Linked DNA regions of Homo sapiens: regions 1, 2, 3, 4 and 6 are each linked to region 5. The links are chromatin contacts, found by Hi-C or POLR2A ChIA-PET in ENCODE. All regions are on one chromosome and are shown on one strand. Each heading gives the region's core, a stretch centred on a gene start or an enhancer-like site at or near the end of the contact. The rest is flanking DNA. Distances are from core to core; before and after follow the strand shown. Region 1 holds the start of SH3BP5 (SH3 domain binding protein 5). Region 2 has its middle 29 kb from the start of SH3BP5. Region 3 holds the start of METTL6 (methyltransferase 6, tRNA N3-cytidine). Region 4 has its middle 15 kb from the start of COLQ. Region 5 holds the start of ANKRD28 (ankyrin repeat domain 28). Region 6 has its middle 42 kb from the start of METTL6.

Region 1 (3,882 bases), core at 377-2,876, 470 kb before region 5:
ATAAACCCAGTGAAATCATCAAGGGCAGAATTCTGGTATTAACTCACCAGAATTATTTTTCTGTAAAGGGTGAAAATCTTTTCACACTGCCAATTATTCAACCTACTTAGCTGGACGTTTTAAACTAGCTTTAATCCCATTCCTTTCAATAAACATTTACAAACTGACATTTTGTAAAAAAAGTATCCAACATGAACTTAACTCATCATTACTATGCAAACAAAGGATCTTGCTAACATAATCCCATACCAGTAACACACGATTTATTCCAAACCAATTACTTTAATTAATAGCATTCCTAATGCAAGGATTTTTTTTCCACCTGATCTTTATCTTGCTAAGCTGACAAAACAATTCATTTAAACCCCAACCACTGAGTTAAGTGAGCTTTTAAATTGATCTGTGCACTAAAAAACCAATTAGGTATCCAGAAATTACAGAGCATGCTTAAAAGCAATTTTTTTAAAAAAATGATTTATTGAAAAGGTAGAAAAAAAACGGGCCTTAGAAAGGGATTTGCTCTGCTTTTTGCTTAGGGGTGAAGAGGTGAAACTGTCACTCCTAGATCTCGGCTTGGAAATTGTTTTTTAATCATCTCTCTTGGAAATGGAGGCACAGCCAGCCAGCCCAATCCCCTCGCCGCCTCCACGCGTCAGCTTTGCGCATCAGTTGTCCCCGATTTCTTTTCATGCCCAACCTCACAACAAGGAAAAGCAGGGTTTTAAGCAATTTCAAGCCAGGCAGAACGTTGAGCCAGTGATGACAATAAGCCGCTCAGTTCGCTAACAATCAATCAGAGAAGGAAAACGGCTCAGGCCGGGCACCTTGGCAAGTGAGGACTCTGCACCCGGGGCACCGGTGCCAGCCCGCGCTGCAGGGCAACGCCCACCCGCCCACGGTGCCCGGCGCCCACGCGGGCGACACCTCCTCGCAGAGCCTGGACGCCGTGCCATGCCCGCGGTGCCGCGGCCGGGCAGGGGTACCCCCGAGGATACCATGGCGCCCCCGCCCCCTTTTTCCCTTTGTTGCACATCCACCCGAACCACCAGGCACGCTGCACCGACCCCGATCCTGCTACGGGTCGGCGGGGGACTCCCCGCAATAGAGTCAGGCCGCATCCACGCGGGCACTGTAGCCTCCTCATTGTGGAGACGATGAAACGGAGCATACAGACCGTCTCCTGCCACCCTATGTGGCCGCCAGTCCCCGGACCACAGTTACTGGGGGCTGCGAAGTGGCTGTACGCGTAGACACCGACCTCCGTAGCAGCCCTCGCGAAGCCCGGATGCGGGGCGACCCCGCGCGCCCTACCTGGATCCGGGGATCCACCTCTTCTTCCTCCTCCAGCCCCTGCTCCATCCCCTCTTCCTCCTCCTCCTCCTCGTCCCGGGCAGGCGGCAGGATTTCGGCTGGCTCCTCCGAGCGGCTCCGCTTCAGTGCCGCGTCCATGCAGGCAGCCGGCACGCGCGCCGCGCAGTGGGCTCCGGAGCGCCCCGGGGGTCGCGGCTGCCACAGGCTGGGCTGGAGCCGCCTCGCCACAGCCGGGCACGGTCGGGGAGCCGCCGGGGCCGACACCCGGGAGACGCAGCTCGCCGATGCGGATACCTCCGGCCGCGGCGGAGCAGAGGAAATGGGCGCGGCCGCCCCCTTTCTGCCGCGGCAGTCAGCGCAGCGCCCGCTCCGCCCCCGTCCCGCCCCGGCCTCGCGTTCCGCCGCCAGTCCCAGCTATCCAGGTCTCCGTCGCAAAACCCCAGCTCCCTCCACATCTCCAAGGTGGCAAAATAGGACAGCCCCCACCCCCTTGTAACTTAGCAGCTCGGATATATCTCAACTACGTAACGCAAGCCTCCCGCTTTCGGGAGTCCCCTCCTCCAGCCCTCCTCCGAGGCTCGTTGTTTGTGTGGTAGGGAGGCGTGGGTGTTTTCACACTGAAGTCGCCTTCTGAAGCCTACGCTCAGTGACCCTGGCCCTCAGGACCAAGACTTGCCGAAACCCTATACCCAAAGCACACTCATCCTCTTGAGCGAACCTTGGGAATGGCGGAGGTTCCGTGCACTGATGCATTGCCGAAGGCTGCGGCCTCTCTGGGCGAGCCCCATACCGAAACACAGAGGTGCGGCGGTCCTACCTGAATAGCCAGGAGCATGGAGAATGCATTGAGCTGGGATTTAAGGAGGTGGCAAGTGTAACCCCTGTTGATGGGCACACTCTGGCCAAGAATTTATGAATTAGTGAGACTTTCTGCCCACCATCAACAAGTAGGGAGACAGAGTTGGCCTGGCAGACACAGCATCCGAAAAGGCCAAACTGAAGAGGCACGTGTGTGTGCTTTTATGAAATGTCAGGGCCACTGTGATGTCAGGGGAACGCAAAGGATGACCTTGGCAAAGCAGATGAGCACATGGCTGCTCACGTCTCCTTGCCTTGAGAAATGCAGAACGTGCACATGTCCTACACGGAGGCCTGTAGCCCATCGGCTCTGAGTTTGGAGGACAAATTTGCTTGAGAAAGGAGCTTCTTTCTGAGAACCTATCATCAAAGCCACCTTACAAAACCTGGGTCTGGCACAACGTGGTGGCTCGTATCTGTAATCCCAGCTCTTTGAGATGCCAGGACACAAGGATCACTTGAGGCCAGGAGTTCAACACCAGCCTGGACAATACAGCCAGACCCCTTCTCAAATGAATAAATAGTCCTGCTCCTGGTGGTTTTATCAGAAACTAGGCTAGAGGGTTACTCCTTGGGCAAGGCACCACCCCATACACGCTGGCACTGTAGTCCACTGTCAAAGGAAATTTGTCCTGTCTCCTGGAGGTAGTGCCATGGTTTGTTTCTAAAAAGGTCAGACCTGTTCATTGCTCTTTAAATCAAGGATGAGTCAGCAATTCTGTGAGAGGTGCTTCAAAGCTCCTTGCTAAAGACATAGTTGCTTTTGGTTTTCCAATGATAGATGAAGCCAGGAACAAGATAGCCATAGGGGTCACTTTGGAACACAGGAGCCACCAACCTTCTCTGGTGGCTTGGAATTGAGCCTCCAACTTTGCAGGTACATCCTAGCTCTGAATGAACTGAGAGACAGAGTTTGAAATAAACAGAACTCTGGGGTCAGCCCTGACTATGATAAATGCTTCTCAGCTAGCAGAACCCTATCCTCTCCATTCTAAATGGCAAACTCCAAACTACATTCCTGCTTAAGCTTAGGTCAAGAGCAAAATACATCTATGAGACATAGGCCAACTGCTCAAGAACATCAGTTCAGACTTTTGTTGTCTTATTTTTTGGAGATCTGGGCCAGCTATAGTGTTAATCCTAATAGTCTTTCTAAAGATAAAATGAGAAAAATAAATAAACCACAGGCAGTACTATATACAGTCAACCCTCCATAGCCTCTCAGGTTCCACATGTGTAAATTCAACTAACCACAGATAGAAAATATTTGGGGGAAAAAAACACAACAATTAAAAAAATGCATATTTAAAAATACATGGCCAGGAGTGGTGGCTAACACCTGTAATCCTAGCATTTTGGGAGGCTGAGGCAAGGAGGATCACTGGAGGCCGGGAGTTCCAGACCAGCCTGGGCAACAAAGCGAGACTGCCTTGCTCTCTAGAAAAAAAAAAAATACAGTATATGACAACTATGTACATATTTGCATTGTATTAGGTATTGCAGGTAAGAAATCTAGAGCTGACTTAAAGTATACAGGAGGGGCTGCTCATGGTGGTTCATGCCTGTAATCTCAATACTTTGGAAAGCCAAGGTGGGTGGGTTGCTTGAGCTCAGGAGTTCAAGACCAGCCTGGACAACATGGTGAAACACCATCTCTACAAAAAATACAAAAAATTCGCCAAGTGTGGTGGCTCATGCCTGTAGTCACAGCTA
Region 2 (3,688 bases), core at 1,189-3,688, 440 kb before region 5:
GTTTCTTTTTTTCTTTTTCTTTCTTTCTTTTTTTTTTTGAGAGAGTCTCACTCTCTCACCCAGGCTGGAGTGCAGTGGCGCGATCTCAGCTCACTGCAACCTCCAAGTTCAAGTGATTCTCCTGCCTCAGCCTCTCGAGCAGCTGGGACTACAGGCGCATGCCACCACGCTCAGCTAATTTTTGTATTTTTTGGTAGAGACAGGGTTTCACCACATTGGCCAGGTGGGTCTCAGAATTCCTGGCCTCAAGTGATCCTCAAGCCTCAGCCTCCCAAAGTGCTGGGATTACAGGCGCATGCCACCACACCTGCCTAATATCTGTATTTTTAGTAGAGATGGGGTTTCACCACAATGGCCAGGCTGGTCTCAAACTCCTGACCTCAAGTGATCCACCTGCCTCAGCCTCCCAAAGTGCTGAGATTACAGGCGTGAGCCACACACCTGGTCTACAATTTTTTTAATTAAAAAAAATTTGTTTTGGCTGGGCACAGTGGCCACCTGTAATATGAGCACTTCGGGAGGCTGAGCCAGAAGGATCACTTGATCCTGGGAGGTCAACACTGCAATGAGCCATGATGGTGCAAGCTGCACTTCAGCCTGGGCAACACAGCAAGACCCTGTCTCTACAAAATAAAAATAAATAAAAAATTTAGGGGCATGATGGCATGCACCTGAGTCCCAGTTACTTAGGAGGCTAAAGTGGGAAGACCCCTTAAGCCCAGGAGTTTGAGGTTATGGTAAGCTATGATCACACCACTGCACTCCAGCCTGGGCAATAGAGCAAGACCTCATCTCTGGAAAGAAAAAAGTGTATCTGTGGCTCCCATTGTATTTCTGTTGGACAGTGCTGCTGCTATTTGTCTATATAGTAAGTACTCAGGAAGACAATTTGTTGGAAGAAACATCAGGAGGCCATTTTTTTTTTTGTAATCCCAAAGTGCTGGGATTACAGGCATGAGTCACCGTGCTCGGCCCTTTTTTTTTTTTTTTTTTAGATGGAGTCTCACTCTGTCACCAGGCTGGAGTGCAATGGTGTGATCTCAGCTCACTGCAACCTCCGCCTCCTTGGTTCAAGCAATTCTCGTGCCTCAGCCTCCTGAGTAGCTGGGGTTACAGGTACACAACACCATGCCCAGCTAATTTTTGTATTTTAGTAGAGATAGGGTTTCACCATGTTGGCCAGGCTGGTCTCAAACTCCTAATCTCAAGTGATCCGCCTGCCTCAGCCTCCCAAAGTGCTGGGATTACAGGTGTCAGCCACCACACGCAGCCTCAGTCTCTCTTTTAAACAGATTTATTGTATAATGTATATATCATAAAATCCAGTTTGGTGAGTTTTACTAAATTTATTGTCATGCAACCATCACCACATTTCTGTTTAAGACAATTTCATTGCCCTAAAAACTTTCCTTGTGCCATTTGTATTCTATCCCTGCTCTCAGCCACCACTAGGTAACTCCTGATCTGCTTTCTATATCTATAGTTTTGTCTTTTCTAGAAATTTCATATAAATTAGATCATACAATATGTGGTCTTTTGTGGCTTCTTTCACTTTAGCATATTGTTTTTGAGGTTCATTCTTATGCACTGTGCTTTTCTTGGCAGTCTCAATTTTTCAGCCTACTTTTAGAGAAAACAAAAATGAGTGGTAGAAAATCTGGGGAAATTCCTCAGTAACTTGATCTGAGCCTAGAAAAGTTGCCAAGGTTAATAAAAAACACCCTGAAAGTTCCATGTCACACTGGGATTGATTTTAAGGATACTGCTCATCTCTCTTTCCTCCTTGTTTTTAAAAGAAAATTGACTGTGTTGGCAAAAGTACTCATTTCCTCATTTTACCTTCCTGTTCTTGTCTATAAACTTACATAATTTATACATTATGTACTCATAGTGTAGATACAAATGTGGCATTCTGTATTTCATTTTCTTTACCATAAAATGTTTTTAAAAGTAATGATCATAAACTTGCTGACCAGCATGCACACTCTCACCTGGAAAACTGAACAGAGGTAACTGCTTTTTATGGAATTTAACAAGACAGTCATTCATTTATTTAACAAAATGCAAGCTCTTACAGCTCTACTTTATACTGAACTCTAACCAGATGAATCTAACATCCCACGGTCCTAAGATTTTGCATTACAAGTCATGCTATTTGTTTAAATAACAGGAAAAAAAAAAAGACAGAAACACTTTAGGAAGCCAATTTTCCTTGCTAATGAGCAGATACTAAAATAATGAGTATCTTCTGACTACCTTCCTCAAACCACTGAAAAGTTTACCCATTAATCATATGTGAACTTTGAAGCGTGGGTGGCTGGAGCTTCTCATAAGCACATCCTTAAAGATGAAACCACATATAAATTGCTAAAGGAATCACCCGGTGAAAGTCAGACTGTGATTAGTAGGTATGGGGAGGAAGGAGAAGTTGAAAGACCCAGGCTGGGGTCAAACCTCTTTCAGTTACGTTTTTAATCAAATTAAGTCAAAACTAACGTTTCATGTCTCTTTTGCTTATTATTGACAGCCGTGTTTAGCTCAGCCATCCCCCACTGAAGCGAACTGTGTCAGTGCACTGTCAGATGCAGCTTTGGAAGACAATTGCTGTCCCTGCTGGCTTCTTCCCTCACGTGCCTGTGTTTCAATGCCTGAGGGCTCCTCTGAGCCCACACACAGGACTGGCCAGAATTGCTGGGAGGTAACACCCCAGGACAGCCTCAACAGATGAGGGCTAGGAGCTGGTGAGTCCACCCGCCAGCCTCCTCACCGCTGCACAGTCTCTCAGAGGGGCCTTCACAGGACTGCGGCCCAGTTGTCCTCTGAGGTATCCTGCTCGGCAATGTGCCCTATGTGGCTTTTCTCTCTTCCCTGTCTCACTTCCTTACTCTGCCTCCTAGAATCATTTCTTAAATAGATGATTTGCCCAAAATCCTTTGCCTCAGGGTCCACTTTTGGGCTAACCGAACTAAGACATCTACAAAATTTTAGATAGGAATAGACTTTAAAGGGATCCTTTGACTTTTTTTTTTTGAAACAGCATCTCACTCTGTCACCTAGGCTGGAATGCGGTGGCGTGATCTTAGCTCACTGTAACCTCCGCCTCCCAGGTTCAAGCAATTCTCCTGCCTCAGCCTCCCGAGTAGCTGAGATTCCACACGCCTGACATCACACCTGACTAATTTTTGTATTTTTAGTAGAGACAGGGTTTCTCCATGTTGGCCAGGTTGGTCTTGAACTCCTGACCTCAGGTGATCCGCCCGCCTTGGCCTCCCAAAGTGCTGGGATTACAGGTGTGAGCCGCTGTGCCCAGCCTCCTATTGCTACTTTTTAACAGAAATCTCTGTGTCTGACTCAGACCCAGAGAAAAGAAACCACAGTGATCAGAGTCATACACAAGGGGGTGCCCTCTAGCAGGTTCGCCTGAGGTTGTCCGCCTCCCGCCTCATGCTATTAACATTCCATAAACACGCCATGGCAGAGAGCAGGGCACTGCTGAAGGTTTACATGCGGTAACTGATTTCATTCTCACAACAACCACGTGAGATGAGTGCTGTTACTGTCCTCATTTTACAGAGGAGAAACCGAGCATTTAAACTAATTTGACCAAGGGCATAGGGCTAGAAAGGTGGTGTTTAAGAACATCCCAGTGCTTTCTAGCCCTTTCTAATCCAAGGGCTAGAATGCTGGA
Region 3 (4,044 bases), core at 819-3,318, 370 kb before region 5:
AAAACAGCCATGGTAAATAGTTACTAACATTAACTATTATATTATTCTGAATCTGTCACTGAAGTCACTTAGCATGAATTTATATTTTTGTTTTTAAAATTTTTAATGTTTAAAATTTTAAAATTCAGAACATAGGGTCTCACTATGCTGCCTAGGCTTGGCTAATTCATGTTGACTATTCACAGGCACAAGCCGCCTGCCTCAGCCTCTGGAGTAGCTGGCAATAGCCACCAGACCTGGCTCTTGAATTTAATATATAATGTTTACAACTATCAGATCAGCTTAAAGAAATAGAAAACACCCACTAAAGTTCTCTCTCCTATATGTTAACCAAACCAGAAACTGCTAAAACTTTGGTGTTAAGACCAAACAGTATATTTCTCTCCTAAAACGCAAAGCATTTTGATAGGCTTCTTAAATTCTCTACTTCGCACTCTCCCTAGGAATGCAATACAGCACACCTCTTCACATTTTTTTTTCTTTTGAGACAGAGTCTCGTTCTGTCACCAGGCTGGAGTGCAGTGGCACAATCTCGGCTCACTGCTATCTCCGCCTCCCGGGTTCAAGCGATTCTCCTGCCTCAGCCTTCCAAGTAGCTGGGACTACAGGCGAGCACCACCACACCCAGCTAATTTTTGTATTTTTAGTAAAGACGGGGTTTCATCATGTTGGCCAGGATGGTCTCGATCTCTTGACTTCGTGATCCGCCTGCCTTGGCCTCCCCAAGTACTGGGATTACAGGCATGAGCCATGGCACCCTCTTCACATTTTAAATGAAGAACAGCTCAGATAAGGCGTAATATTAGCTTACCTCTCTACATGATCTTAGCTCCTCAAACTCTCTGGTGGTCCAGTGTCTGTCTTTGAAGAAATTAGTGCTATTTCTTTTGTAAAAAAGATCCCAATTTTTCTGAGCCTCTTGTTCCAATTTCTGCTGTTTAAAATCAGACACCAAAGTTTGGTCTCTTTTCAGTTTCTCCTCTTCTTCAGAGGTGAGAATCCTTGCCTGCAGCCCTTTCCTTTGCAAAGAAGCCATCTCTGAAACTGACGGTAACACTTAACACAGCTGAAGATTCTCCATCACCAAATAATATGAATCCACGCTAATGGATCAGATACATTTCCTGAGGTGAGTTTCACGCCTCAAACAGCACAGGGGGCTTCGCAGAGAAAAGAATTAGATTCTGGTTAGTGGTTACAGTTCAAGACGCCAGGTTCAATTCACCAAATGTTTATGAGATGCAGACTGTACAAAAAAAAATCCTTCCCGCTATATGAGAGGTCACAAAGAAGACAAACACACAGTCCCTACCTTCAGTGGGCTTACATTCATTTCAGTGGCCAGACTATCTCATGCACCATACTTTTATTCAAACCAGATGAGTCAACTATTACAATAAATCGATTTAGTTTACGAAAAAGGACGCTCTCAAGAACTGACTGGGAAACCTTGCGAAGAAAATATTCCTCAATTTTCGGTGCCCGCGAAAGGGGTGACTTAAAAACCACAATGGCCTTAGCTGGAAGCGGGTGGTCAATTGTCAGATACAAGTGAGGTCATCGTTTCCCAAGGGTCGGACCTCCGTTTTTTCGGGGGAAATGAAGCTAAGCCTGGGTGGGCTCATTTCCTGATCACACTCACAAGAGGCTGTCATAGGAACCAGAGGGAGCGTCACTTTGCAGGGACTGAGACCCTCGCACCGCCATCACCGGGCAAAGTGGAGAAAGAGACCCAATGACGCGTGGCTGAGGTCCCGAGGATCCATCTCAGGACCCTCAGGATAGACTAGGCTGCATGGGCCCCTAGACCCTGAGGAGGGCGTCCATGATGGCTAGCCGACCCGCGTTAATTTAGTCAGCCACGCTCAGGGCTCACCGTCATCAGTTCCTAAATTCACCTGCAGGGCTAGGGCCAGGCGCACTCACCCCACAGCCAGCCCCACTGGGCCTCGGAGGCAGAATACGGGAAGAACCGCGAAACAACCCTAAACCAATTCTGAGGACCACGAATTCGGATTATCCGGGAGTTCTTTTGCCATGGCACCGCCCCCGCCACTTCCGCTAGGAACCCGGAAGTTCCTACCCGACGCCGGAAGTCCCACGGCCTTGCCTCCTCAGATTCCTCTCTCACCCCCACGCAGAGGAGAGAACTTGCTTCTGGACCCGGGTGGGTGCCGGCTCGGCTCTCCTTGTCTTCCAGAGCGGTGGCCCGGAAGCACAGTCCTCCCAGACGCCAGCGCCAGAAGCTCGGATCGCGGCTGCACCGGGAGAGCGCCGATCTGGGTGCGAGGCAGGTGCGGGGCCATGAATGGGACCGCAAACCCGCTGCTGGACCGCGAGGAACATTGCCTGAGGCTCGGGGAGAGCTTCGAGAAGCGGCCGCGGGCCTCCTTCCACACTATTCGTTGTAAGTCAGCGCTCCCCACGGTTCCCTTCGGCCGCTCCAGCCGCCACATATCAACCTTGACTCCTTCCTTTCTTCCCTCGGCCCTTCAGATTCCAGGGAACCCCCTGCCAGCGTCAGTTACTTTCTCTCGAACCCCAAATCCTTTGGGACATCGATTTGTCCCTTCTTTTACCCAGATTATTTCTCCCAAATCTTCGTCACTCCCTACTATTCTTCTACCTCACAGTCTCAAACACTAGTTCCAAAGGTCTTTGGCCTCTTTCCATTTCCATCCCTCCCCGCCCCCAACCTCGCCCCTAAGGCAAACCTCCCTCCCCCAAGGCAAACCTCCCCCCTCTTATCCGGGTCCACTTCTCCCTCGAAACCCCTCCCCTCCTTTCCGATGCTCCCATCAGGGTTCTCCACATTTAAAAGACGCTTCTTGTTTGTTATGAGCCTCATCCACTGCCTTAGAACCCATTCTCTTCCCTGCTTTTCTCCTCCGACTTGGTCCTGGACTCCCAAATACTGTGCTTTGTCCCCTCTACAGCCAAAGAATTGGCATCCTCTCTGCGCCTCATCAGAGTCTTCTTCCATCTCCTTTCTGTGCTTCATTTGACTTGGATGTCTTTTGAGGTCACCTATACCACCCGGGCTTTTCCTCCAGACCAAGTTCCTTGTGGGTAAAGAGTCAAATCAGAGTTCGTGAGCCTGGGATAGGTTAAAGATTGGTCTACGTTTGGAAGCAGAAGAGAGCAGGCGTAAGGAATGTCCAAATAGTCATTATGCCGGACCTTTTTCTACATAATTATAGACGCTGTTGAGAGAGTGCACTTCCACCCTATGTCCTGGGTGAAGGTTTGGCAGTTAGGAATTGGCTGACAGAGCATCCCTCCGTGATTCATGAACTTCTGGTTTCCGTGGTGCTAACGCTGTTGTTAAGACTTGTTTTTGTCAGAGGACCTAATAGATGTGACTCAACACATGTGAAGAGGGCGTTTTAGATAATGAAATCCCATCTTTGTGTAGTCACTTGCCATGCCATTGCTATGCTTCCTACTGACAGCAGATCCAGCTCTTTCAGAGAGAAGAGATGGGAATAAGATAAGAACATCATTTCCTGAAGAGTTTACTAAGTTGATGTTTTCTTTTGGTGAAGGGCAATGTGGAATTTAAATCATATAGTTCATGTGTGCACCTGTCCTGCAGTTTGAGGCAGGTGTGAATGTGAATTAAGATGGCTATTATGTTGTATTCTAACTGCAGTTTAGAAACACGAGCAGGATAACTTGCGGAGATACAGTTCAGTTGTCTGCTATGAACATCTACGAAGTGTCTTTGTTAAAGCTGTGGAACTGGCTGAGAGTGGTGGCTGACACTATAATCCCAGTACTTTGGGAGGCCGAGGTCGACAGATAGCTTGAGCCCAGGAGTTTGAGACCAGCCTGGGCAGCATAGTGAGACCCCATCACTATTAAAAAAAAAAAAAAACAAAAAACAGCTATGGAACTTGAGTATGGCAAATCCTAATTTTGACAGTTTCTATGCGGAATGAAATCAGCTTTTGATGATGCTGTGGCCTTTCATATTTCATATAGAGTTTACAGTCACAGAATCTGTTTCATATGCTGTTACTTTTGATCCTCACAACCCTAAAA
Region 4 (3,720 bases), core at 145-2,644, 260 kb before region 5:
TTTTTTTTTTTTTTTTTTTTTTGAGACGGAGTCTTGTTCTGTCGCCCAGGCTGGAGTGCAGTGGTGTTATCTCAGCTCACTGCAACCTCCGCCTCCCAGGTTCAAGCGATTCTCCTGCATCAGCCTCCTGAGTAGATGGGATTACAGGCATGCGCCACCACTCCCGGATAATTTTCTTTGTATTTTTAGTAGAGACGGGATTTCACCATATTGGTCAGGCTGGTCTCGAACTCCTGACTTCATGATCCATTTGCCTTGGCCTCCCAAAGTGCTGGGATTACAGGTGTGAGCCACTGCGCCCGGCCTATCCTAACCACTTCTTAAAGACCCAATCTCCAGATACAGTCATACCTGAAGTACTAGAGGTTAGGGCTTCAACACATGAATTTGGAGAAGACACATTTCAGCCCGTAACACCCAGCTTAACTGGTTTCAGCTGTGGAAGAAAGCACACATCTCTGGGGTCAGAAGGACCTGAATTTAAGTCCATTTATTTCCCAGCTATATGATCATGGGCAAGTTGTTAAACCTGTCTGAGTTTTTGCTTCCTCATTTGCAAACTGGAGTTCCTGGGTTTGTGAGAATCAAAGGAATGGTCATGTGGAAAGTTTCCCCCTTAGCCCACTATGGGAATGTTTGGACTCGAATACACATGGCAACTTGCTGATGGAGCCCTGGGGAAGAGAGGGGAGGAGGGAGGAGTGCTCATGGCTCCCTTTAGCCCTGCCCTAGCCTAAGGAGAAAGAAGGCCGCTATGGAGCAGATGCATTAAGGACATCTTCCCTACTCCTGTGCTGGTGGGGGGCGTCACTGTGCCAGGCACAGGAAATGGATCAGGTTTTAGGCTACCTATTATCAGGCACATAGAGACAGCCAGTACCTCTCTTTAGGTAGAGACCTCCCTTGCTATTTGAATTGAATGAGAAGTTTTGATATAGACACGGCTGGACTTTCTAACGCTTGAAAATGAGATATCTGGTTAATAGCTGAAACGAACAGCGAAAGCTATGATTCCTGCTTAAACTATAACCCAAAATCTGGGAAAGGGAGATGTGATAAAGCTCTTTTAAGAGCCCCAAACTTTCAATAAACTAGTTATCAGTACTTCTTATTTCTTGTCTCATTGGTATCTTATATCCCTAATCCTTCTTCAAAGCACCAAAAATTCAGATCTTCCAACTTTTGCCACAATACAAGGGTCAAGCCAAAGCACTCTCCTAATTGAGTTATCCCCTTTGAATAAAATCTTACATCTCACTTGATTTTTACCATTTGTCCCACAAAAAATCCCAAACCTCTTATAAAGTGATCTTTAAAAAGCATGTTAAAATGTAATACAGACTGAAACTGAGGGCTCCAGTGCAAGTGTGGGTGGGGAGAGGCAGCAGAGGGTGGAGACAGGCAATATGAGTCAGGCTGCAGGAGGATGCAATGAGCTCAGTCTCTGCAGTTACCTGAAGAGTTAGCTGGGGCTGGAGGATTTCAGAAACCTGGACTTCTTTATAGGGCTTCATGACTGTCTTCAGGACATGTCAAATGGCTTACCCAAGAGCAAGCGATCCAAGAGGAATATAAAGGAAAATGCCTCCAGGCGTCCAGGCCACACTCAAGGAGAGAATTAAGCTTCACCACTTGAAGGAAGGAGTACCAATGAATCTGTAGACATATTTCAAAACCATCACTTTCTCCCATTCATCTGCTTTTCTTGAGTCAAACTTGTGTACACCAAGGTTCTCCTTCCTTAGAGTGACTTCCTTCTCATAAGGCTCCCTAGTTCGTTATGCAAATGAATCCTAGCATCCTCTCTGCCAGCTCCCCGAATTTGTAGGGGCACACAGTCTTTATCCTAGCCCAGCACACTTGCTTTTGTATGCCATCGTGGCCCAGAACAAACTTACACCGAAACTCCACTTCCCTATCCTTTTGACCATCCTGTGCCTCAGGAATGAGGCCAAACATCCATGTACACCTGCATAGAAGAAAAATGGGCCAATTTTTCTTCTTAGACACCTACAACTAAAAACATATCACCCAGTGGGTAAGCAGAGAGGTCAAATCTTAGCATGCATCAGGTCACTCAGAGAATGTTTTAAAACAAAGATTTTCAAGTTTCTAACTCAGAAAGTCTTGGGAGTTGGGTGCGGATTTCCATTTCTTATGTTTCCAGATGATGCTCCTGCTGCTCGTCCATGGGCCACACTGCGAGAATCACTGGTATAAGGGTTAATTGAGTGAAATGAATGCACCTACAGTGATTGAATTATTGGGGCACATTTATCCAGGTGGCCATTTTCAGCAGGGTAATTTGGACAAACTTACAACTTCCCTGGAATATTATGTTTTGTGGCTATGTTCTTCTGGTCTCTTATCTCCTTCCTATGTTCTTCCCCTTCCATTAAATATATCCACCCTAAAAGCATATATAACCTATTTTTTCTTTTAGATTTTTGTTTATAACTGCCTTTCACTTTATTGGTACACAAATTCTGAGAACTGACGCCTTGGAGGAAGCCCTGTGGTTTGCAAATTCAAAAACACATTTTGAATTGAGGCCAACTTAAAAGCATATCTCATTACTTTTTTTTGGATTTTCTTACGTGCTCCAACTTTCCATTACATTTCTCCCCTTTCCTATCAGTTTGAATCTGCAAAGTACTTGACTTAGGAACTTCACAAACTCAAAGCAACTAACAAATGGTAGCATCTAATATGCAAATGACCTTCTAAAGTAATTTTCTGTTTTTATTCTGCTCTATTTCAGTCAGTCTGGGAGATTTCTGGAAAGAGCCTGTTCTAAAAGCATTTCCATTTATATTAGTAACTGGCTCCATAAATAGCCAATTTGTTTTACTTTTCTCTGGATCATTCTCAACCCTATTTGTTCCAGTTGAGTCAAATTGTCAAAGAAAGCTGAATGGTTTATATTCCTGATGTACAATTTTTAACATATTTGCAAGAAAAGGAAAAAGAAAACTACACCAGCATATAACATTGTTTTTATTGATAACCTCTCTCTCCAGCCAGCTAGTAATCTATTTCTATTAAAAATGGAGTCTGGCTTTTAAAAATAATGAATGCTGGCAGGGTGCAGTGGCTTATGCCTGTAATCCCAATACTTTGGGAGGCTGAGGTGGGTGGATTGTTTGGGGCCAGGAGTTCAAGACCAGCCTGGCCAAATGGCAAAACCCCATCTCTACTAAAAACACAAAAATCAGATGGGTGTGGTGGTGCACATCTGTAGTCCCAGCTACTCAGGAGGCTTAGGCAGAAGAATCACTTGAACCCAGGAGGTGGAGACTGCAGTGAGCTGATCATGCTACTGCACTCCAGCCTGGACAACAGAGCAAGACTCTGTCTCAATAATAATAATAATAAATAATGAATGCTGTTGATAGTGGGGAAGGCTATGCCTGTATGGAAACCAGAGGTGTATGAGATATCTCTGTACCTTCCTCTCAATTTTGCTGTGAACTTAAAACTGCTCTTTAAAAAATAAAGTCTTTTAAAACATGAATGTAAAGTGTTTATTGCATAATGACTTAATGGCAGGATGAAGATATATTAAAATATCCATTGGGAAGAAATTTTCAAAGATCCCAATACCAAAGTCTTTGGTGAGCACTTTCATCCCACTGGCTGGAACTCATCAAAGCTCCCTCCTGTTGTGTTGAGTTCCGTGTTGCCACGACTCTGAGGAGGAGATTCAGATGCACACCTCAT
Region 5 (3,892 bases), core at 1,304-3,803:
TAGCCAGAAGTTTCATAAAACCAAATCATGTCAAAGTACAGGATTCCTACTTGGAAAAAAAAGGCCTAATTAAAAAAAAAAATCAATTCAGTTTGACCCAATTTAGGTAGTATAATAAACAAAATCAGATTTTATTTCTTGTAAGTAGAAGCCTTTTGTTTCTGTATATGACAAAAAGAAAGACTCTTCCAAATACAAATGTGTGATCTCAACATCTACTTGTGGGACAGAACTTTTTAAGCAATTTCCAGCCCATGAAGGAAGGCTTTTTTGAAAAGGTCTGTTTGGGGCATCAAATTATCTTACATGGATTAGCATTACATGTATAAAGATACAAATCCCAAGAAAGCAAACCTGGCAGTTGATGAAAATAGCCACTAATCAAAGACCAAAAAATACTGGATACTTAAATAACTTGAAAAGACAAACACATGCATAACTAAATATAATAATTTCTTAATCAACGATACAGCCTCTTGATAAGGTATACTATACTAGTCAAGGAGCCAGCTGACAGTAGCACTAAAACCAAGGTTAAAGATGAAGACTGAATCTCATATAAAGTCTTATATGTAAATACATAAAATTCATTACAGAAAAGGCCATGCCTTAGTGTTGCTGGGGGTAGTCAACCTTTCCTAAAATATGCAGAGTTCCTGATTCTTGTTACATCAGTTTCTGAAACCACAAAATGAAAACAGAAACGTGGTTGCCATAACTACTAATTCTCAAATTATTTTTAAACAGTCTTTTAAAGAGATTAAGACATAGTAAAGACTGAAATGTTATCTCAGCATTCAAAAAAGTAAAAACGAAAAATGTGCATTTTATACAAAAATACTGCATCATATCTACACACGTATTGCTTTAATTTGGGTTTGTAAAGAAACTATTGGAAATTTACATCTATTCTTAAAAAACAAGATTTATACTACTAGTTCAGTAGAATATAGTAAACATATAAACTTACATATCTTACCAATACATTTCCAGAAGGTGGAGAATGTAGGGATTTATTTTCCTGTGGCAATTTAGAAATGAATGCAGGAGATTCATCTTCTACCTCCTCCAAAACAACAATACACACTCGACTCATTCGATCTTTTAAAACACTAAATTCCAAGCTATGTGATAAAAGTCACAGTTGGAAGAGCACAAGTAGTTTTTCCTCCTCTTCTGTACAACACTTACAAACATTCTCTGAACAGCACAGCTGGGTTTTTTTTTTTTTTAAAGTTAATAAGTACTACTGGAAAAACAAGTTTAAAATTATGACTACATAATTTGTAACTTCCTAAATATAACGAAATTCTATTATTTCTGTTGGATTACTGCAATACTTAAGAAGAAATTTCACACCAACATGTCAATAACTAAAACTGAGTCCAAGCTCATTTAAAAATATTTTTCCTCTACCAAAATAGTCTTATTGCTCTATCTCTGAAATTTACTTGCACAAAACAATCATTGTTTTTGGTGACACAACACCACACAATATAGAATGAAATGAGAAACAACTGCTGTGACAGAGATGATCACAGCGATACCCACTCTTGCCTGCAAGGTCATATAGTTACCAGTAGCTGTTTTGCTTATAATTGAAAATAAAAAATAAAATCTCACTATTCTGTTTCCACTTCTAATTTGTCTTCATTTCTTCATCACTGGTTTAATGCAGATACTATTCACAGAAAAAAGATCTAGAGCTCAGCACAAATCCTGAAAATGAAGCTCAGAGGTTAACAATTCTTTCAGTGTTTGGGAAAGGGGCAAAAAACAAAAACAAAAAAAAAAAAACCACTCTGCATTAATAGCAAAGCTGCAGTACGTTTACATGTGATGAGTCAGACCACAAGAGACAATACGACTCTTGGTACTAGAATACAGCTTGATTAATCCAGGTTTCCCATATAATAGAAGAAACACAGTTAGCTTTATTCCCATCGATAGCATAAGCAAGGCAGAGCGTTCATTCTTTCTCCATCAGGCAGTTGTCTGTGGCTGCTCCAGCAAAAGGGCACAGGCACCAGGCAGAAATGGTGTTAGTGGAGAATCCTAGTAGAACAAGCAGGCTGTGAAGGAATTAGAAGGCATTTGAGCTCAAATTACTGCTTCAGGCTTTTTGTTTTCTTTAAAAAAAAAAAGGGGGGGGAAAAACATAGTAGTGTATCATTCCAGTGTTTCCTTTGATCTCCACATGAATACAGCTTCCATTAAACAGTCTTCATTCAGAGAAAAAAATAGCAGACTGTGCATCTTCTTTGAGCCAACTACTTTATTCAGTCATCTGCCTCTTTGCCAATATAGTTTCCTTCCACTGTGAAAACCGCCACAGTTATCCTTTTCAGATTTCAAATGCTTTCCTGTTCCTCAGATGATCTTGCAAAACACCACTGACATCCCCAAATGAGTAGGTCCTTAAAAAATATCTATAGAACCTCAGTATCAGTCCCACAGAAGCATTCCAACGGAGCAACAGTCTGAAGAGCAAAGACTGCAGACCCACAGGATGAAATGCCTAGTAATGCTCACATGTTACACTTACCAGAGATCTGAGCTACTTCTCGGGATGTAACTTCCTCTAGCAGGAGAAAAAAATAGTGCATTTGGACAGCCTTCACAATTAGAAGGTTCATGCCAGTTCTGTGACTAATCCAAATCAAACTAAAAAATTCTATAACTGAAAAATGAGTGCGCTTTTAACATTTTCCACTAAAAGCCACAAGGAAATCTGGTGTACTGCCTCTGCTGACTAACAGTGGTTTTAGCAAGTAAACAATTCCAAACGGCTTAACTGCTTTCGTGTGTTACAATAAAGCAAATGTTTAACCCTATAATGACAGTTGCAGTAAGAATATGCCTGCAATGGACTCATAAAAAAGGTTTAAAGATGGAGAAATATTTTATTAGATTATAAAAACCATGAAATTGTTTTATTCATATTTTTACCAAGATCAGTTTTAATCTGCCAGGTGTATTTTATTTTCTAGAATGCAAAGCTTAAACAAATGAAATTTAAGATTGTCTAACAATTTCTAAATTGGTGAATTTAATCAATCATTGATTCATATTTTAAAGGGAAAAGCAAAAATTTCATAATGTAGAAATCCTAACTCTAAAATTATATAAATCATTTGATTTTTCACTGAAGAAATAAAATAATCCTACCTTCCCATTTGGATAGGGAATAAAGCCTTAAAAATCTGTTAAAGAGGTACATGAAAAAAAAAATGTCCTTCGTCCTGAATTACCTATGTCAAAAGGGCACAGGGTAATACAAATAATCTCCCTCCCTATAAATTTCCCAAAGCCATAAATAAATGTCAAAGCCAATCATTTCATCGTTTTTTTTCTTCTTTCTCTGTTTACCCAACATGGGGGATATTTCTCAAGAGAAAACTTACAAAGAAAATACCATGGTCCCCCTTCAATCTGTGTTCTTCATATTAACTAGCATTTTTATTAATAAACAATAATAAACATAATAGTTACTTTTGAACATCTGTGATATGCTATGTGCTGTACATTCTCATTTAATACAATAACCTTGCTGTATTCCCATTATAGAGGGAAAAACAGACTCAGAAATGATGTATTTTACCCAAAGTTGTATAAATTAATAAAGTTGTGTGTTATTTTAAACACATACTCTTTCTAATCTATTCTGCTATCACTGAGTACACACACATACAGACACACTCTCTTCTCTCCACTCATCTCCAGATCTTTGCAACCTGTAATACTAGCTTATAAAAGTGATCTTAACAAACAGGTAACCTATAAAGGTTGTGAAAAGTTTAGGTAACAAAGGAATATACTATTTATTGCTATATTCTAAAACGAGTTATTTTTAAATGGGTACTTCAAAGCAAGTCTTAAAACCATAAAAAGG
Region 6 (4,149 bases), core at 659-3,158, 410 kb before region 5:
TACTTTGAAGGAGCATCTGGAATTTTACCCCCAGATATGGCTCCCTGGTATAATGAGTATTTTGAATTAAATGTCCTTAGCAATCAACAGATGCTAGAAGAAACCTTTTCCCTATCTACATAAAGACCTAAGGGATCCACCAAGGAAAACAATTACTAAGTTTTTATTCCATTTCTCCTATTAATCTGCATTTGGTGAGTGATTTTTTAGTTATTCTTCAGAGGGCAAAGGGGAAGTTTGTTCCTGGCCCCTACAGTTTCAAAATTGTAAAAATAATAACAATAATGAATTTTTTAAATTACACATTTATTTTTACTTTTTTTTTTTTTTATTAGAGACAGGGTATTGCTATGTTGCCCAGGCTGGTGTCTGGAACCCCTGAATTCCTGGGCTCAAGCAATCTTCCTGCCTTGGCCTCTCAAAGTGTTGGAATTACAGGTGTGAGCCACCATGCTTGGCCAAGAATAGATTTTACATGTTCTCAATACAAAGAAAAAGAAGTATGTGAGGAGTGTGATATGCTAATTAGCTTCATATAATCATTCCACAATGTATACATCTATTACTATCAAAACATCATATTTATCCCATATATATATTATTTGTCAATTAAAAATGTAAATTTTCATTTAAAATTTTGAAGGGCTAGAAAACAGGATAAATAGCAACTGACTTAGCAGGCTTGTGAAGCTGAGTCTTAAGCCAGCAGGGATGAAAGTCAAGAAGCAACTCAACTTGCATTGAGACTCCCATAGAGTTTTGTGACCAGGCTTTGGTAGTACCAGCTACGTCTAGTATAAGTGGGGGTGTGTATAAGACTGAATACAGGAGAATTGGTTGGAAGTCAGTAAGAAGAAGTTAGAACCCTAAATCTCTCCTGCAAGTCCACACAGCCAGACTGTACATCCCCCACCCCAGAATAAGACTGTAAGTTGAAAACAAAAGGTCTCTGGATAAAGGGTTACCAGGCAAAATTAGGGTTGAGGTACTATACTGAAAACAATATCATACTGGAAGATTATTTTCTGTGGTTCATATAATACAAAAGCACAGCCAGATATCCTACAAAGAATCCCAGGTTCCAGACTTTTGTTTGAGACCTGAAAAAGAAACAAAAAAGAGATAAAAGAAAACAAAATAAGTAAAAACCAATAAATAAAATGAAGCCCATGTTGACAACTCCACCTCATGTGCTCAGAGCTTCCAAGCAGCTTTTAAGCTCCGCATTAAAAAAAAATATGAATGGAAAACCAAGGGTCACCACACATCTGAGAAAAGCTCCTAATAAAGATAGAGACCAAAACAGGAAATAAAGAAAAAAATAGAGAAAACGAGACTATGCAGAGAGAAATTAAATATTAATGGACAAGAAGTTGGGTGCAGTTGCTCACACCTGTAATTTCAGCACTTTGGGGGGCCGAGGCAGGAGGATCGCTTTAGGCCAGGAGTTCAGGACCAGCCTGGGCAACATAGCGAGACCATCTCTCTGTAAGAAAAAAAAATTAGTTGGGTGTGATGGCACACACCTGTAGCCTCAGCTACTCGGGAGACTGAGGTAGGAGGATCACTTGAGCCCAGGAGTTCCAGGCTGAGGTGAGCTGTGATCACGCCACTGCACTCCAGCCCAGGCAAAGACACTTCAACTCTAGAAGAATGAATATGATTTTGTTGGATAGGGTTGAGTTTTTGAAGGCCACAGATCACTGTTATATAAAACATTCTCTTGTCAATCCCCAAAGAACCAATTTTTGCCCCCTTGGGGGACAATTACTGCCCCTCTTAGAGACCCCTTCTCTACTGAAATGCATGCTTTAGAGAAATAACACATTGCATCTGTGAAATAATGGGTTACTATTTTTAAAATGAACACTGAAGTGAGAAAGAGAAGTAGCTCAGAGAAGTCTGAAAAATGTGTGGTATGCAAAATTTATCAGGTCCAGAGAGACACAATCTTCAGAGAATGAATCTTCAGTCACACCCACCCCTCCCCAGAGAATCATGCCTAGGAACAATTGTTTAAAGGCATTTTGTTCTTTCTTTCCTTCCATGTAGTTTCCAGACTGGCTGATAAATTACCCAAAATGCTATCACAAGTTGCACAATATGACCCTCACCCATTATCTTCATGTTCCTGGAATTTGTGATACAAAGAACAACATATGCCAATTAGTAGCTTATGTTCAATTTAGGAACTGCCCCTTCTTTTTTCCTTTAAAAACCCACTTGTTGGCCAGGCGCAGTGGCTCACACCTGTAATCTCAGCGCTTTGGGAGGCCGAGGTGGGCGGATCATCTGAGGTCAGGAGTTTGAGACCAGCCTGGCCAACATGGGGAAAACCTGTCTCTACTAAAAATACAAAACATAGCTGCGCGTGGTGGTGCACGCCTGTAATTCCAGCTACTAGGGAGGCTGAGGCAGGAGAATTGCTTGAACTCGGGAGGCAGAGGTTGCAGTGAGCCAAGATTGTGCCACTGCACTCCAGCCTGGGTGACAGAGCAAGATTCCATCTAAAACAAACAAACGAACGAACAAAAAAACCCCACTTGTTGACTGCTTGAAGCCAAGAGTTCAAGACCAGCCTGGTCAACATAACAAGACCCTGTCTCCAAAAAAACAAAAACAAAAACCAAAAAATCCACTTGTAAGTGCTGCTAATCACAGCATATATTCAGGGCAACTTAACTTGAATCTGTGTCTCCTGGGCTGTAGCCCTCAAATTTGGCCCAAATAAACTCTCTGCTTACATTAATTTTGCCTCAGTTTATTCCTGTAGGTGAACCAATAAAAAAGAGCTCTTAGAATTGTAGTGTTACCAGAAAGGGATCCCAATCCAGACCCCAGGAGAGGGTTCTTGGACCTTGCACGAGAAAAGAATTTGGGACAAGTCTGCAAAGTGAAAGCAAGTTTATTAGAGAAGAAAAGAAACAAAAGAATGGCTCCTCCATAGGCAGAGCAGAGGCATGGGCTGCTCTATGAGTAAACTTATGGTTATTTCTTGCTTATATGCTACATATGGGGTGGATTATTCATGAGTTTTCTGGCAAAGGGTGGGCAATTTCCAGAACTGAGGGTTCCTCCCCTTTTTAGAATATGTAGGGTAACTTCCAGGCACTGCCATGGCATTTGTAAATTGTCATGGTGCTGGTGGGAGTGTCTTTTAGCATGCTAATGCATTATAGCTAGCATATAATTGTTACCAGCAGCAAAGCCACATGGGGCTGCAGCAACTAGATGCCTGCTTCCTTGGAGGACAGAATTCAGCCAAGGGGCAGAAGCAGGTTTAAGGCAGAGGGAGAGATTGAGACAACTTTTAGAGCAGGAATGAGAGTTTATTAAAAAGTTTTAGAGCAGGAATGAAAGGAAGCAAAGTCCACTTGGAAGAGGGCCAAGTGGGTGACTTGAGAGATCCAAGTGCCCTTTTCAGCCCTTGACTTGAGGTTTTATACATGGGCATGGTTCCAGGGTTTCTGCTTCTCTTCCCTTAATTGTCCCCTTGGGGTGGGCTGTGTGTATGTGCAGTATGTTTACTGAAGTTGTACACATGCTAAGTTGAGGTGTGTTTCCATTACCAGTCAAGTGTTCCCAGAGGAAGGTCATACACCCATTAAACTCTGCTGTTTTGCCTCTTAGTGAACGTGCCTTAGTCCACTTGCCCAACTCCAAAGATCTTACCAGGAAGCTGCTGATTACCAGTTTTCGGTGTTTCCTTTTCTTTTTTTTTTTGAGACAGAGTTTCACTCTTGTCACTCAGGCTGGAGTACAATGGTGCAATCTCAGCTCACTGAAACCTCTGCCTCCCAGGTTCAAGCGATTCTCCAGCCTTGCCTCCTGAGTAGCTGGGATTACAGGCATGCACCACTACGCCCGGCTAATTTTGTATTTTTAGCAGAGATGGGGGGTGGTTCTCACCATGTTGCCCAGGCTGGTCTTGAACTCCTGACCTCAGGTGATCCACCTGCCTCAGCCTCCCAAAGTGCTGGGATTACAAGCATGAGCCATGGTGCCCAGTTAGTTTCAGGTGTTTTCTATCTATTGGGAGATTGTCTTTCTCTGGCACTGGCTACAACCAATTGTTATTTTAGAGAGACAGTTTAACAACTGCCTGACCATCATCTGATGATCACCTGACATTCCTGGAGACAGGGCCCT

The links. Hi-C counts contacts between places; a loop is a spot of excess contacts on that map. ChIA-PET counts read pairs that join two places held with the same protein, here RNA polymerase II (POLR2A). Pooled maps may share reads with other maps.
Region 1: a pooled map shows a loop between it and region 5 (2.1-fold over the local background). The contact joins the promoter of SH3BP5 here to the promoter of ANKRD28 in region 5. A Hi-C loop is called at or near these places in 5 of 37 single-sample maps with no recorded cell type and 5 of 50 pooled maps. POLR2A ChIA-PET finds 5 or more read pairs at or near these places in 1 of 52 experiments (activated CD4-positive, alpha-beta T cell).
Region 2: a pooled map shows a loop between it and region 5 (7-fold over the local background). The contact joins the enhancer-like site here to the promoter of ANKRD28 in region 5. A Hi-C loop is called at or near these places in 21 of 37 single-sample maps with no recorded cell type and 10 of 50 pooled maps. POLR2A ChIA-PET finds 5 or more read pairs at or near these places in 3 of 52 experiments (GM12878, T-cell and activated T-cell).
Region 3: a loop to region 5 is called in a map of naive thymus-derived CD4-positive, alpha-beta T cell, with 4 times the contacts of the local background. The contact joins the promoter of METTL6 here to the promoter of ANKRD28 in region 5. A Hi-C loop is called at or near these places in 2 of 168 maps with a recorded cell type or tissue (chondrocyte and naive thymus-derived CD4-positive, alpha-beta T cell) and 11 of 50 pooled maps. POLR2A ChIA-PET finds 5 or more read pairs at or near these places in 1 of 52 experiments (activated T-cell).
Region 4: a loop to region 5 is called in a pooled map, with 6 times the contacts of the local background. The contact joins the enhancer-like site here to the promoter of ANKRD28 in region 5. A Hi-C loop is called at or near these places in 1 of 50 pooled maps. POLR2A ChIA-PET finds 5 or more read pairs at or near these places in 3 of 52 experiments (activated CD4-positive, alpha-beta T cell, activated CD8-positive, alpha-beta memory T cell and activated T-cell).
Region 6: a map with no recorded cell type shows a loop between it and region 5 (9-fold over the local background). The contact joins the enhancer-like site here to the promoter of ANKRD28 in region 5. A Hi-C loop is called at or near these places in 4 of 37 single-sample maps with no recorded cell type and 5 of 50 pooled maps.

The regions. Positions count from the first base shown.
Region 1 is chr3:15,330,960-15,334,841 of GRCh38, forward strand. SH3BP5 (SH3 domain binding protein 5) reads right to left here and starts at 1,627. Exons shown (of 9, transcript NM_004844.5): 1 at 1,312-1,627. The coding sequence starts at 1,449. RefSeq lists silencers at 1,196-1,255, 1,336-1,735.
Region 2 is chr3:15,359,278-15,362,965 of GRCh38, forward strand. No RefSeq gene overlaps it. Among named protein-coding and RNA genes, the nearest start is that of SH3BP5, 29 kb to the left of the region's middle. RefSeq lists a silencer at 3,243-3,302. Within about 2 kb of position 2,439, at least 11 of the 41 ENCODE cell types and tissues checked have a DNase peak (open chromatin) inside an H3K27ac peak, as active enhancers do; they include GM12878, where a contact is called at or near this core.
Region 3 is chr3:15,425,476-15,429,519 of GRCh38, forward strand. It overlaps METTL6 (methyltransferase 6, tRNA N3-cytidine), which reads right to left and starts at 2,069. Exons shown (of 6, transcript NM_152396.4): 1 at 1,927-2,069; 2 at 812-1,160. The coding sequence starts at 1,036. EAF1 (ELL associated factor 1) reads left to right here and starts at 2,123. Exons shown (of 6, transcript NM_033083.7): 1 at 2,123-2,407. The coding sequence starts at 2,305. RefSeq lists a silencer at 2,040-2,203 and an enhancer at 2,200-2,479.
Region 4 is chr3:15,534,542-15,538,261 of GRCh38, forward strand. No RefSeq gene overlaps it. Among named protein-coding and RNA genes, the nearest start is that of COLQ, 15 kb to the left of the region's middle. Within about 2 kb of position 1,395, at least 2 of the 41 ENCODE cell types and tissues checked have a DNase peak (open chromatin) inside an H3K27ac peak, as active enhancers do.
Region 5 is chr3:15,795,426-15,799,317 of GRCh38, forward strand. It overlaps ANKRD28 (ankyrin repeat domain 28), which reads right to left and starts at 2,554. Exons shown (of 28, transcript NM_001349278.2): 1 at 980-2,554. The coding sequence starts at 1,096.
Region 6 is chr3:15,383,088-15,387,236 of GRCh38, forward strand. It overlaps a transcript of METTL6 not described here. Among named protein-coding and RNA genes, the nearest start is that of METTL6, 42 kb to the right of the region's middle. RefSeq lists enhancers at 1,333-1,432, 1,553-1,602. Within about 2 kb of position 1,909, at least 4 of the 41 ENCODE cell types and tissues checked have a DNase peak (open chromatin) inside an H3K27ac peak, as active enhancers do.